Regions from separate parts of the Homo sapiens genome. Here region 2 is linked to region 1. The links are chromatin contacts, found by Hi-C or POLR2A ChIA-PET in ENCODE. All regions are on one chromosome and are shown on one strand. The core of a region is the stretch at or near the end of the contact, and the rest is flanking DNA. Distances in the headings are between cores, read along the strand shown. Region 1 overlaps HDAC4 (histone deacetylase 4). Region 2 holds the start of ASB1 (ankyrin repeat and SOCS box containing 1).

What was found. Hi-C counts contacts between places; a loop is a spot of excess contacts on that map. ChIA-PET counts read pairs that join two places held with the same protein, here RNA polymerase II (POLR2A). Pooled maps may share reads with other maps.
Region 2: a loop to region 1 is called in a pooled map, with 8 times the contacts of the local background. The contact joins the promoter of ASB1 here to the enhancer-like site in region 1. A Hi-C loop is called at or near these places in 1 of 168 maps with a recorded cell type or tissue (PC-9) and 4 of 50 pooled maps. POLR2A ChIA-PET finds 5 or more read pairs at or near these places in 1 of 52 experiments (activated T-cell).

Annotation. Positions count from the first base shown.
Region 1 is chr2:239,249,176-239,256,431 of GRCh38, reverse strand. All of the region lies in intron 2 of HDAC4 (histone deacetylase 4), which reads left to right. Among named protein-coding and RNA genes, the nearest start is that of MIR4269, 53 kb to the left of the region's middle. RefSeq lists an enhancer at 3,508-4,009. Within about 2 kb of position 3,436, at least 15 of the 41 ENCODE cell types and tissues checked have a DNase peak (open chromatin) inside an H3K27ac peak, as active enhancers do.
Region 2 is chr2:238,421,792-238,429,047 of GRCh38, reverse strand. ASB1 (ankyrin repeat and SOCS box containing 1) reads right to left here and starts at 2,121. Exons shown (of 5, transcript NM_001040445.3): 1 at 1,929-2,121. The coding sequence starts at 1,977. LOC124908002 (a long non-coding RNA gene) reads left to right here and starts at 2,154. Exons shown (of 2, transcript XR_007088163.1): 1 at 2,154-7,256. RefSeq lists enhancers at 1,373-1,492, 3,005-3,540, 6,663-7,256, silencers at 1,743-2,262, 2,283-2,672 and cis regulatory regions at 6,265-6,897, 7,068-7,256.

The DNA of each region.
Region 1 (7,256 bases), core at 2,187-4,686:
TGTCCTTTCCCCCATGTGTTGTTCTGAATCTCTTTCCCCTGCGACAGAATTCACAGAAAAAGCAAACCTAATTTTTTCCTTAGTCAAAACTATTAAAAAAGAAAAATCCCACACTTAAAGCCAGACCTCTGCAGAAGTAAATTTGGGAATTCATTCTTGGATTTGTTTCTCTCCTGCCTTAAAAGAGAAAGAAGCCTCCTAGAAGGAGCCCCACTGAACTTGTTTGCTGTTTTCTTCAGTGAACCGCTTTCTGTGGCTCTGCCTCTCTGAGAATGTTTCAAACTCTGAAACGCAGCTGGAACACACTTGAGATGCTCCACACAGACTACAAAGTGATGGCATGGACTGTGCAGAACAGATGCTGTTTGCATTAAAATAAAAGACAAACATAATATTTGCATTAATCGAGAACCTTTGCAGGAGTATTTGCATAGAGTGGTTTATCCTTTTCCAAGAGCTGGTTACTCTTAACTAATTTCTGAGTGTAGAAAGGATAAGCAATCTTTTGCTGATTATTTCTCACAAAGAATTGCTTTTGCCCAAGTGTGTAGCTGTTTCCAAAGACGGGCTCTCCGACATGCACGTGTGATGTTGAGTGCAGCACAGGAAGAATGGCCCATGTGCCTGGCAGTGATTGCTGTCAGTCATGCTCTTGGGAGCTTTTTGTGTTTCAGAGTAGGATTGCTGAGCTCGTACCCTGCTTTTAGTGGTACTGAACTTTGTTTCAGCAGAGTTGTGCAGAGTTACTCACACTAGACCATATTTCAGTGGCCTCCTCTTCCTCCTTATAATGAGAAGAAGCCAAGGCTGTGGCATGTTGGCGTGTCAAGTGTTTTGGTGCCTGTGCGTACAATTTCAGGGACAGCTGTACTTAATTCTTATTTCATTAGTGAAGGCTGTGTAAGAATAAAGACAAAGGACTCAGAGCAAAGAAAAAATGACGGTCTCTCAAAGAGAAGTAGAGCCCGGAGATGCAGGTCATAAACCCTGCATAATTGGCTCTGAGTTTCTTAGCTGTCAAAGGAAAAAGGGAAGCCCTTTAATTTTAAGGTCTATGTTGTTCTTAAGAGGAAACCAACCAGGTGTTTTAAACAGTGACTTTGAAACACACACACACACACACACACACACACACAGTGAGAAAACAAGATTACACATAGTCTCGGTATCTGTATGAACCTTTGTATTAATTGAATATTCAGTAGTTATTAATGTGTACTTACATGATTTACTAGTGTTTTTGCCTTACCATTGCTTCTGTCATCTTACTCTTTCACCTGGGATATGATTTTCTTCCTTCTGACATAATCCCTTGTTAGTTCAGCAATGGTTTCTGAATGGTAAGTACTCAAGTTTTGTTTATCTGAAAATGTTTTTGTTTTCCCTTTTACCCGAATGATAGTTTAGATAGGTGTAGAATTGCAGGTTGCTGTGTCTTTCAGCATGTTTGAAGACATTTCATTATCTTTTGGCTACTTTTGTTGCTGTTGAAACATTGCCTCTCAATTCAATGTTCTTAGATCATCTAACTTTCCTACCTTGGTGCTTTTAAGATCTTTTTCCATGTTTAGTGTTTAAATGTTTTATTGCACTGTGTCTAGATGTCGATTCACACTTATTTATCCTAATAGAGACTTAGCATGCTTCTTAAATCTAAGGACTGTTATGTCTGAATTCTGGAATATTCTCATTCGTTATCTGTTTTAATACTGCATTTGTACATTTTTTCCATTCTTTAGGAACTCATACTAGGTCTATGTTGGACCATCTTATTCTTTTATCCTTGCTTCTCTCCTTTATCTTTTCCTATCTTTGTGCTGCATTCTGGTTAGTTATCTAGATCTAGTTTTATCTTTATATCTAATTTGCTGTTTTTATCTTTAACTAGATCTAATCTGTTCTTCTCAATTATAGAAAATTCACTTAATTCTTTTTAAAAACTTCTCATCTCCCATTTCCAGGTTTTTTTCCTTCATGATAGTTTCTCTTCTTCATTTAACTTTTTTTTTTTTTTAGCGCAGCTTGTTGTCTTTTCCACATTGTTTTAATATTTGTGGACATTTTGGAGTCATTTCTCGGTTTTGTTGTTCTTGCCGATTCCCACATGGTGGGTTGTTTCCATCTATCATTTGTGATGTTAAATTTGCATGGTAAACTCTTCAGCAGGGGACTTTCCTCCCTCCCTTCCTCTCATCCTTCTTTGTGTGTTTTGTGTGCTGTGGATTGTGGGTGTAGCCCTAAGGAGCTATTTTTCTTTGTCTTCCTGGGGCTACAGGGTTTCCCAGGTTCTAGACTAGTTTTACCCTTATTTCTAGACTTGAGATTCCAGAACTACTCAAAGAATATGAATCTGGAGGCCACATCCACAGGGACCCAGGTTTAGGGTCTTAGATTCTCACTGAAGCCTCTTCCTAGCAACCCTCTATTGCTTCCCAGGCCTGGTGGGTGGGGTTTTCTAGTTCTCTTTTCATAGACCAGACAGTCCTCCAAGAGTTCTGCCCGGACACAGGGTCTCAGTTCCAGTTCCCTGTCCAAGCCACGCTCATGGCCACCTCTCCTGCCCACCCAGATATGCAGCCGCCCACTGGCTCCCTGGTGCCTGTCTCCAGTTCTGATGACTCTTGGGCCCCAGGAACAGGCAGCTGGGTCTTAGTGCACCTGCTCAGAGGGCCGTTTGCTTTCTTTCCTTTCTGGTAATTGGGGTCTTCTCTTGAATTCAACTCTGCCTACAATATTAGGGCGAGATTTTATTCTATCTTCATAACTGTTTCTTTGTTCTTACAGTGGGAAGCGAGGGATCCTTATCGAGTCAGTGCAGTAAGGTTTGGGAACCTAAAGTTCTGGTTGACTTGCTGTGTTCTGTAGCTCTGTGTTGTGGACATGAGGAGGCTCTGTGCTTTTCAAAGTGTAAAATTGGCTTTTACTACAGGCGCGTGTTAATTCAGAACATCAAAGCAAGGAGTACACATTCAGCCACTGCTGTTTTCCAGTTCCTCTTTTCTTGTAGTTGAGTTAAAAGGCTAGCCCTTCTTTCTAGTTGTCTGAATATTAGATGTGACATCGGTCATAACAGCATACAGGGGTGTTCGTTTTAATTCAAGATTGCCTTCATGCCCAAGTGTGGGACTTTATGGGTATAAAACCAAAGAAATTTGCTTTAGATTACGAAAGCTGCATCTTTGTTTTGTTTTGATGTAATTTCTGTGTTTTCTTTGCCGTATGATTCTGATTTTTACCACGCTAACGCAGTGGTACAAGATTTATCATCTGAGTTGCACGTTGAGTGATAGGAAGTGGATTTGTTCCCGAGACTCTAATATCTTAGGAGAAGATGAAAATATGTCATGAGCTTAATGCCGCGTATGAAGTGTGATGGGAATGTGTGTTGTGCCTCTGCTCTGCCAGGCACACTGCCAGCTACACAGGAAGCCTGCTAGGAAGTGTGCAGTGCGGGCCGCCGTGGCCAGCGGGCTCTCCGTTGCAAAACCGGTGGCCGGCGAAGCGCAGGTGGTGCGTTCCTGGCGGAGAACAGGCTGGGTCTTAAGGGTGTGTGCGTCAGGGAGGGAGGAGAGAAATGATCGGATTTCTGCTTCTTCAAAATTCAAAAATAACTTTATTAAACAGAAGATAAGGGATTATATTTTTAAAATTTTGGATAACTCTGTTCTTAGAGCTATGAAGCATTTAAAACCTTGGAAAATCGTTTAAGAAAACATTTTAACCTATTGACTGCCCTCTGGTTTGGTGCAGTGTTTGTCCTTTGGCGGAGAAGCAAGGGGAGGAGGTGGCGGGCACAGACCATCTTCCCATCCTCAAGAAGGAACTTCCGTGGGACATGAGAGCTCTTGGAGGCAACAGCTTCCTTTTTGTTCTGCTCTTTCCCTCGTGCCTTTTGATTTTTCTCTTTAACTTTCTGCTAAAACCTGAGAAATGCTCTCAGCCAATCTGCTGAAGGAGGGGAAAGTCAGAGGACTTGCTCCCACAACGTGGGCTGTGTCCATGGTGACGTGGGCTGTGTCCATGGTGGCGTGGGCCATGTCCATGGCATAGGCTATCTGTGGCACTGCGGCTTGTGAGTACGTTTGTGGGTGCTTAGTCCAGTCCTCTCAGTCCTGCAAGGTTGGAGAGCATCCTGGCACCCATTCGATGGCTGTTGACGGTGAGGCCCACACTGATCAGCTGGCTCATGTGGCATCACAGGCTCCTGGGAGTGGATCCTGGCTTTGATGCTGGGCGATCCTGCTCCCACACTCCCGGCCAGAATCCTGGAACCACCATGACAGTCGTCATGTGGAAACCACAAGCTGGAAAGTCTGGAAGGGGCAGAAATCCACATCCTGCCAGTGACATTAGCGTAGTGAACATCCAACAGCAAGTCGCTTCTCCTGGTGGTGGCTCTATTTTTAGAAGATTAAAATAGAATGCAATACAAAGAAATCACTGTATATTTAGAAACTGAAGCTTCTGTTGTATAAAAAGGAATAGTGATAAGATTAAGTTAGTCTTGGTGTAGGGGAGGTTGTGATGTGTAGGGTATATTCATTCTGTGCATAACAGAAATGTAATAGTGATTTCTGCACATGGTACACCTGCTTCTTAGAGGATCCAGAAAAGCTGGTTTTGTTGGAGGGAGGAGTGTGCTGGAGTACTATTGAATTAAATAATAATGATGTGATTATCTTGAATGTACATTTGTACCATTGAATAATGAGCCTTGTGCAGTGGGAGAGCGTGTTCTAGAATACAAGGAGGTAGATTGGGGCATCTCAAGCAGGAGCTAGGACTGCAGGTACTGTGTGGTTACAGCTGGGGCCAGTGTGTGGAGAATGGAACTCTTTGTTTTTATTTTTTATTTTTATTTTTGGAGGCAGGTCTTGCTCTGTCACCCAGGCTGTAGTGCAGTGGTGTGATCTTGCTCGAGAGATCCTCGTGCCTCAGCCTCCCAAGTAGCTGGGACTACAGTCACACGCCACCACACCCAGCTGATTTTTTGTATTGTTGATAGGGACAGGGTCTCATTATGTTACTGAGGCTGGTCTTGAATTCCTGACCTCAAGCAATATTCCCGCCTCATTCCTCCCAAAGTGTTGGGATTACAGGCGTGAACCACTGTGCCTGGCTGGGAATGGAAATCTTTACCCAGATCACCCACGACGCTAGCTGTGGTGGCATCTGTGTGTCTCCCCCATCTTCACTTTTTAGAAATAAAATTTTGTTTGAAAACATTTTAGATATGAAAATAAAACTACGTGGTGTATATTATTCGGTAGTACCAAAATTAAGGAGAGTAAAACGTCTTGAAATCGTTTAAAGTTGAGGACATGGAAACCACTCATGTGGAAAGGCCCTTTCCACCCCACGTCATCCTCTAAGGGAGCTGACGGCGCCCACAGGGCCAGGTGCCAGCTGACGAGTCTCTTTCCAGACGTGCTGGCTGCACCGGTAAGTTGATGCAGGTCTCGAGGTGAACCAGGCGTGTGGCGGGGGCACGTGAACACACGTGGGCAGGTTCCCCGGGTCTGCAGAGGGGAGGATCCCGCCAAGGGTGAGGGAAAACCGCCCCCGAGTCCCATCTCTGGCAGCTCTTCTGCTGGGGAGGCCCATGAGCCAGTCCACTGTCGTGCCCCTTCGCTGTGGCCTCTGGCAGCGGGCTTCTGGCTGGAACACAGCAGTCCACAGTCAGGCCACTGAAAACCGTCCTTTCTGTCGAGGTCCCAGGGAGGAAGTGCCTCTTCTGGCCCCTTCTCCTTGGAGAGGCCAAGACGTTCCTCTAAAGGAGGCCCGATGCCTGTGTCACCACTGCCAGTGCACGCTGAACCCATAGCAGCTTCTGGATACTTCAGGAGAATGGCCTGCTGTGTGAACCAGTGCTTGATTTTGTACCCACTGTGTCTGCCCCAAGACAAGCTGCTGGAGGCTCCAGCCAGTGGCAGCCCCAGTGGCAGGAAGGCACGTGGAGCTGACTGCCTGGAGCTGGGCCGTGCGGGGCCCTGGACTATCTGAATCTCATGTCACATTTTCACAGCCTTCAATTCCTTGTTCTTCCCCACTGGTTCTGGCCAGGTGGCCCCGGGATCTCTGGGGAGCCACCTGCAGGGTTAGAGACCGGGTACTGAAGACACAGTGATGTTATCACCTGGACCTCTCCTCTCGGACCCCTGGGGGCCGACTCTGTGTCTTCATCAGCTGGGTTCTCAGCACCTAAGGTGATGTCTGGACCACACGTGTCTCCTGATAGTGCTTGTCAGAGTCATGGAATAAAAGCAGGGTGCTTTGTTTAACCAGAGGACATCCACGCATCCTCATAGGAGATGTGGAGCGGGGTATTCCCTGCAATTCCGATGGGAGAGGCCGCGGTGGCCATCACGGAGGATGCTGCGCTGGGCCTCCTTCCAGAGGCGGGAGGGCTGTGCACGGCCTCCTTCCAGAGGCGGGAGGCCCGGAAGCAGAGCTTCCCCTTGGATGACGCGTCACAGCAGGAAGGAGCACAGCTGTCGCGGGGTGAGAGACGGCAGAACCAGTGTGGAGCAGCCAGCTGACACATTAAACGAGTCTTCACTGCTTATGTATATTTTGTGCACATTCTTTCCTGACACAAGAGTTTTGAGTGCAGTGTGTGTCACTTAATATTCAGCTCCTTGTTTTTTTTTTTTCTTTAATAGCTCAGCTAAAGGAATGAATAAATATTTTAGAAGATTAGAGCCCCTCCCAGGATGGCGTGGTATTTGGATAGTGAGATTTCGGGTAGAGTAAAGGATGCTGCTGAAATACATGTTGTTGTAGAATATGGAGAACTTGAATTTTGAACCATTGACACAAATTCTGAACATTTTGGATTTTTTTTTTCCTGAGAAAGTCACAAAGTAATGATTCAAAGGAGGTTTAGACGTACTGTTTGCTCTTCAAAATGGTGATTGGCTCTCTTAAAATCAGCAGGTTCCATCAAATCTGCATTTTGGATTTCCGGCTTGCTTCTCCCCACTCAAGTCTCTCTGTCTTCCCTACCTGGGTGAGTGTGGCACACCCACGCCAAGTCCATCGCAGAGTCCTGATGGATCCCTTTCCCCATCTCTCCCAGCTCTCTCTCCGCCTCCCCCGCCTTCCGCAGCCCCTCCCCGCCCTGGGCGACACTCCGCATGGTGGCTGAAGTCGGAATGGAAGGTCCTTACCATGGCCTTCGGACCTGCAGCCGTGTCTCCTCTGTCTGCCCCGTGGGAACCCCCAGGCTTGTTCCCCTCCCAGGCCTTGCCCTTGCT
Region 2 (7,256 bases), core at 872-3,371, 830 kb after region 1:
CCGCAGATCAACAAGCCGGCATGAACAGCTCTTTAAGCCACCACCCCAGTCTTCCTTCAGTAACTATCCTCCCCTGTAATTACTCCACAGTTGCGGTTACTACAGAGTGAAAAAGTTCAAAGTCGGAGTGGGAAAGATTCAGGTGTAGGGCAATAACCAACAGGTAAATGGCGGCCACAGGACTTTTGCTGAGCCCTCTTCTGGGCCCCCTCTGCTGGCCTCTGTGCTATCCATTCCTGGCCCTGCTCAAAGTAGACTCAGAATCTTTCCCCAGCTCCAGATTCAAAAGCAACTTCAAGTTTGTGTTTCGCTGATCAACTACTCCAATGACAACACAACTGCCCCAGGATAGCACTTAAGCTTCAACTGAAAATCTGTTGCCCCTCTACCCGAGGCCGAAACACACTGAATAACAAAACAGCAGTGCATGAGGATATAAAAAGGAGCCCTCAGCTGAGTGTGGTGGCTGCCGCCTGTAATCCCAGCACTTTGGGAGGCAGAGGCGGGCAGATCACCTGAGGTCTAGAGTTCGCTATCAGCCTGGCCAATATGCCAATATGGTGAAGCCCCGTCTCTACTAAAATACAAAAATTAGCCGGGCATGATGCCAGCACCTGTAATCCCAGCTACTAGGGAGGCTGAGGCCAGAGCATCGCTTGAACCCCCGAGGCGGAGGCTGCAGTGGGCCGAGATCACGCCACTGCACTCCACCCTGGGCAACAAGAGCGAAACTCCGTCTCAAAAAAAAAGGAGACCTGTGCAGCCGACAAAGCCAGTGTTTATTCCCCAGGAACTCTCTTTATACTGGGAAGTAGCTGTTGGTCCTCTTTTTCCCACGGAACACGCATCATTCCGTCTCTCACTCTCACATGAGATGACATCCTAGACCCTAAGGTCCTGGCTGTCTCTGAAGTCAAAGTCAACGCCAACCAAAGCCCAGGATGGTAGATGCTTTGTCTGGCTTTTTCTGGTCACTGCAGTATCCTCTGCTGGGTCTAGCCAACAGCAGGTCTTCAATACAAGTCTGTTAAATGATTGGAAGGAGGTGCAGAGGGAGGGATGGATGGAAAAGCCTATCTGCACCAGTCTCCAAGTCAATCTTTTAAGATGTTTAAGAAATGTATTGGTTTATTACTAAGTAGGAGAGGAACCCCTCCAAAGACAAATATAGGCATGTAAAGAAAGCCCAGAACACACGAAACTATTGGCGCGAATGGCAAGCTCAGAAATCCAGCAAGAAGGAACTCCCACCACACCACCGGGAAACGGGAACCTGTCCTGACCGCTTCCTTCACATCTGCATGGTAGGGACACTGCAAGGTGGAGACCCTAAGTAGGACAGTTATTTTGGAAGGTGGGTGTGAGCCTTTCTATCTGCCTCCCTTGCTGGTGGGCCAAAGGCCCCTGGACATGTTGTGTCACTGACGAGCTCGCTGGAGACGGCGTCCCCGTTGTCCCTGGTCTGTGCCTGTGGTGGGTGGGAAGGCTGCCCCCCGCTGTACCACCGGACACGCCGTGGGCGGCAGAATGGTGAAAAAGTGCCTGCCCTCCCTAGGGCTACCCTCTGGCTGGCTTTCCTGATCCGTGCGCTCAGAGCTGGAAGGTGGCCCACGTCCTACTTTTGCGGTTGGGTCATATCAAATCTGTATCGGCTAACGGGAAGGAAGTTACGAGCAAGTTCCACCGGAAAGAAAATCTAGCGCGGGGACTGCACTCGAGGCCGAGGAGAGGGCAGCGCGTCCGTGGTGGGGTCGCCCAGCACTGCGAGCCGCGCTGAACCCCACCCCCGGCCTGCAGGGTGCGGCTCCCTGGCTGCCCCGTGGACCCGGCCAGCCCGGGACGAGGACGCAGGACCTCGGCAGGGACGCCGGAGCCAGCCCTTCGCCATCCCCACACGCCCCGCGGCCCAGTGGCCGCGCGCACGTTACCTGCGGAGCCCGGCCCTGCCCGCCCGTCTGGGCTGCCGCCCTCCGCCATGGATGCTTCCGCCTCCGCGGCCGCCCCTGACCCGCGCACGCCCCTCGGGCAGGAAGCAGAACGACCCGCGACCACTTCCGGCGCCGAGGGCAATGGGGGGCGCGTCGGGGTCGCGGCTTCCGGCGGGCGCGCGCCGGCCTCACTGGTTTCCGGGGCCGCGCAGGGGCCACGCCTCCGCTTCCGGCCTCGCTGTCTAGCAGGGCGCTGGCTGGTCCCTTCGTCCGGCGGGAACTTCGCGGCTAACCGACTCTCTGGATGCCGGCCGCGCTGTGGTTTCCTCACATAAGAAGCCAAGGAGTCGGAAAGCCCGTTGCCTGAGGCAGCAGTCTGGGAATTTCGGTCCGGCGGGCCGTCCCCACCCACACGGACGGGGCGTGGCTTCTGCCAGATGTGGGCGGGGCCCCGAGGGCCGTGGCGGGCGGGACCCGGGCCTCGGCCGGGCTGGCTTGGTCCCCGCAGGTGCCCCCCGCTAGCCACGAGCAGCCCCGGGAGGGTGGATTCGGAGGCGCGGGGACTGGTGAGGGCCCACTGCAGGGCTGAGCGTCGCAGCGTGCTGTGGTTTTAGATGAATGCTCCTCCAAATCCCTTCCATGAAGCCCTCAATCAGGTCGGTAACTGATGACAGCCAGTGGCTGACGCGAAGTTCATTGAATAAATGAATGCATTCGTGAACAACCGAGTAACATTTCTTGCACACTCCCAACTTCAAATATCGCAGCGTCGTCCCACCATGAGTATTGGTGTTGGTCCTAAAGCACGGATTCCCTTGGCTCCTCCCATTCTCCCCTGCTGAGTTAGACAGCGGGGCCTCATGCAGGAGGAGGATTTGTACACAGCACAGCAGGAGGCTGATGAGGGAGTCCGGAGACCCCAGCAGTCGTGGGCGTGAGCTGCTGGCTCATCCGTGTGTACAACATTCCAGACTGGAGTAAGGGAAGCCGCAGGCGCAGCCCCGCGAGTGCCCCTGCTGAGGCTGGCCCTGGGTGGCCCAGATGCACCAGGGGGCCCACTGGGGGCAGACCTGGCAGGCCCTGTGGGGGTTGGAGGCGGGAGTGGGGGTACTTCCTACAGTGGTGTTTGGTCTTGATGACAGCAGAGAGCACCACTGGCATGAGGGACAGGTGACTCCGATGATGACGCTGCCAGGCCAGGAGCCAGGGGTGTGCCCAGCCCCTGGCTCCACCACAGCTGCACATCCCGAACTCGGAGCTTCAGCAACTCCGAAGCCTGAAGCCGCCTCACGTGTTGTTGGATGGATGAATGGATAAACGAAATGCCGTCCATCCATACAATGGAATCGTACTCAGCCTTAGAAAGGAAATGCTGTCCGTCCATACAATGGATTCGTACTCAGCCTTAGAAAGGAAGGGAATCCTGACACACGTCACAACACGGATGACCTTGAAGACGTTATGCTGAGTGAGATAAGCCAGCCACAAAAAGACAAATACAGTACTGTGTGATTCCAATTATTTGAGGTCCCTGGAGCAGTGAAATGGTGGAGCGGAATGGGGGTTGCCAAGGGCTGGGGGAGTGGGGAATGAGGAGTTAGTTTTTCATGGGGACAGAGCTTCAGTTGAGGAAGATGAAAAAGTTTTGGAGACGGGTCACACAGCAATGTGAATTGTGCATTAACAGTACTGAACTGCGCATTTAAAGCAGGTTAAGTTTTATGTTCTATATATTTTACCACAATTGTTTTAAAGAATTTTTTAAAAGAGGTTCCGGTGCAGTCAGTCAGGGGTGCGGGTTGGGTGTTGGGTGGTTCAGAGCACCCAGGTGATTCTAAAGTGCAGCCTGGTGAGAGCCACGTCTCCGGGGGCCTCCGCTGCTCTGCCTGCCTGGTCCCGGTGGGCTCACAGTGAGCGTTCTGCGTGTCGGTAGCCTTTGCATCAAGGTATTGAGTCCCTGAGCAGAGTGGCCCTCCTGCACCTGCACCTCCACCTTCCCTGCCACGTGTTGCCCTTGGGATCCTGCCTCTTAGAAGAACCTGAGGCCGCACGTGGTCTGTAGCGGGGAGGTGGCCTCACATGCCCACCTCCGTGCCTCCTAAATGCCCACATGGTGCAGGGCAGTGTCCACAGAGCCAGCAGTGCTGGAGGGGGAAGGACACTCAATTGCTGGCCACTCTGCCAATACCATCACCCCCATTTCTCAGGACCCTGAGATCTGGGGGCCTGGTGCTATGCCCAAAACCACATAGCCCACAGGTGGCTGAGTTGGGATCACATCCAGACTGTCCAGCCCTACAGCCTGTCTCCCCCTCTGACCTCACCTCTCCAGAGTCCCTCTTCTTCCAGGTCCTCTGAGCCCAAAAGACCCACCAACACAGGGACACTCAGTGACCGCTAGAGATGAAGCAACTTGGGTCCCATCACCTACAAGCAACAGGGATTTACCAGTGCCTACCAGTGCCATCCCAGCCCAGCACAGCAGCAACAGGACCAGTGCAGTGGGCTGTCTTGCCCCTCCAGGTCCCAGTGGCTCCCTCCCGTTTTCCCACCCCTAAAATCACCCGTCGCTTCCTGTTGCCTCCTGGAGGCTCAGGCCTCCCCCAAAGTGTCCCCAGTGACCCCTCTGTGGAGCCTAGCCCAGTCTTTGTGGTGGAAAATTTGGCAGTCTAGCTAAAGCATAAGAATGAATAATCCTTGATCAGAAATGCCTCTTCCAGGCATTCATTCTAGGGAAATAATCAGATGTGGGGGAGATTCAGCTACAGTAGTGCTCATTACCATCATTTTATAACAAAAATGTCCAACAATGGACTTTCTGGTTCAGGAGGTCTGAGAAGGGGCCCCCATCCCTCATCCTTCCTGTTGCAGGGAACTGGGGGCCCCTCTGGAAGCATGGCAGGTATATGGGGGGCTGGAAACATGAGCTCCACAGCTGCAGGCTGGTGAGGATCCTGCTGGGCCTGGGTGTGCTGGTGCTGCTGTCGCTTAACCCCCACAGCTGTCTCCGGGAATTGGGCAGCAGATGTCACCCAGGCAGGGACCAGAAATGGGAATCTCTCCTGATCCTAGGCCCTGTGGGCCTGTGTTTGGGGTGTCTCCTCCCAGGAGGCCCAGCCCTCTCTTCCCCTTTGAAGGATCTCCTGCTTTGAAGGAAGCAGGGGATCTGAAGGTTTACCAGGTGAGGCCACGAGATGAGGGCAGCCCGCTGACCCTCCAGGCTTTGCCCTGGAAACATCTTTACCAGCCCCTGCCCCGCAGACCCTGTCTCAGGCCTTGGAGCCCACCTGCAGAGAGTCAGGGTGTCTGCCCCAAGCTAGGGAGGCAGATCCACATCCTTCCAGCTGAGTCACCAGGACAGGGTGACTCCTCTGAGCACCAGCTGCCTCCCTGTCAAATCGGGCTGATAATACCCACTTTGCAGGCTTTGTAAAGACACAAAATCCCATAGAATGTGCCACAGGCTTCCTGGGGCAGAGAGAGCCTCAGGACACAGTGGGCATCGGTGCCATGGCTGCTAACGCTATGGCATGGCTTTGCTGAGTGGAGCCACGCCCACCTCCAGCCTCCCACCCCACCCCACCCTGTCCTAAACTGAGCCCACCTTCTCTGCCCAGCTTGGAACAGAGCAGGGCTCAGGGGTAGACGCAGTGTCCCAGCAGGCCCTCAGCTTGGGGCTGGTGGGGCTGGGCAGGGCCCAGGCCGTGATGTTCCTTGCAGCCCTCGAAGCCTCCCTCTTCCAGCCAGGTCGGCCTCTGCCTGGATGTGGTTTAGCCTGGCAGTGGAGGTCCCAGGGAGGACCGGGAAGCCCAGCTGTGGGGACTGCAGAGGACAGTGTGGGCCCTGGGAGTCCTGCCAAGGGGGTGCCCTCTTTCAGCCCCCCTCACAGGTGCTGTGCTGCCTCCCTTGGTGTGACCGAGAACTCCACTAGTGTCAGGAGGCCACAGCGCTCAGTGAGCCCCTGCATCCTCTACCAGGGCCTGCGTCTCTCCAGGCAGCACCTGTGGAAGGCAACTACCATGTGCTGGTCACTGCCACAGCGGGAGGAGTCAGAGGTGAGGAAATCTCAGTCCCAGAGCAGGGACTGGCAGCAGAGACAGGAGGTTTTTAGAGACTCTTCGGCCACAGCGGGACCAACAGCCCAGCTTGCCCAGCACTGAGTGGGCCTCAGAACACAGAGCTGCCAGTTTTCAAAGCAGGGTGAGTGGAGACCCTATCCCAGCCCTCAGCTCCGCTCCCCGCCTGTCCTGCGGCAGTGCTGGAGTCTTTGGGCTGGCCTCACCATGCCCTCCTTACCGCCAGGTGAACTTTTCCTGCCATACCAGTTGGTCTCTGTCACTCGGGCTCACAGACTCCTTCACGGTCCCGAATGCCCATCTATAGGCTCTTGGAGGAGCCTGGGCATCTGAGGCCCTTCCCGAGAAGAGCCCCAACCTCCCTCCCCTCCTCCAGCTCCCAAGCGCCCTGCCTAGAACCTGACCCTCCAGGGCCAGCACTCTCTCCCTGGGGTCTGCGCACGAGGCTCCCTCCCTCCCATACCCCTGTCCTGGGGACCTCTCCCCCTCACCAGATGCCTCCCCCACCGCACCCCCGCTTTCCGCCCCGCAGCTGGGGCCTTGGCTCCAGGTCCTCCCAGCAGCATTTATCTCCTCACCTGACTGCAGCTGCCGGAGGAGCTGGCCTATCTCTCCTGGCAGACAGTTAGGTTCCACGAAAGTGGCTTCTGGTGGGACGGGTATTTTGATTCTGTCACAGGAGCTGGCCCAGGCCTTGTTCCTGAACCAATGGATAAAGGCATTCATGCTCTGAAATTGACAAACTGCCACACCAGGGCAGCGGGGTTCTAGGGTTCAGGGGCGAGCAAAGCTGGACACCATCCCAAGGAACCTATAGAGCAGCATGGGGGCATTGAATGGCAGCCTCCAAAACAGAGATGTCCACGGTCTCAGCTCCGGAACCGTGAATGGGACCTTATTTGGAAAAAGGGTCTTTGCAGATGCGATTAAGGATCTCAAGATGAGATCGTCCTGGATTTAGGGCAGGCCCTAATCCAATGGCAGCTGCCTTTACAAGAGAAAGGCAAAGGCGGATTGGAGAGAGAGAAGACAGCGTGAAGACGGGGGTGGAGAGTGCAGCGACGTGGCCACAAGCCGAGGAACACCTGGGGCCCCCAGAAGCTGGCAGAGGCAACAAGGACCCTCCCCTAGAACGTGGGGGTCGGGGGAGCGCAGCCCTGCCTGCACCTGGGCTTCACACGGGTCTGTGGTGAACTGTTTCCGAAGCTTCAGGGCTCATACATCCAGTAAGGAAACTGGAATTACAGTCGCT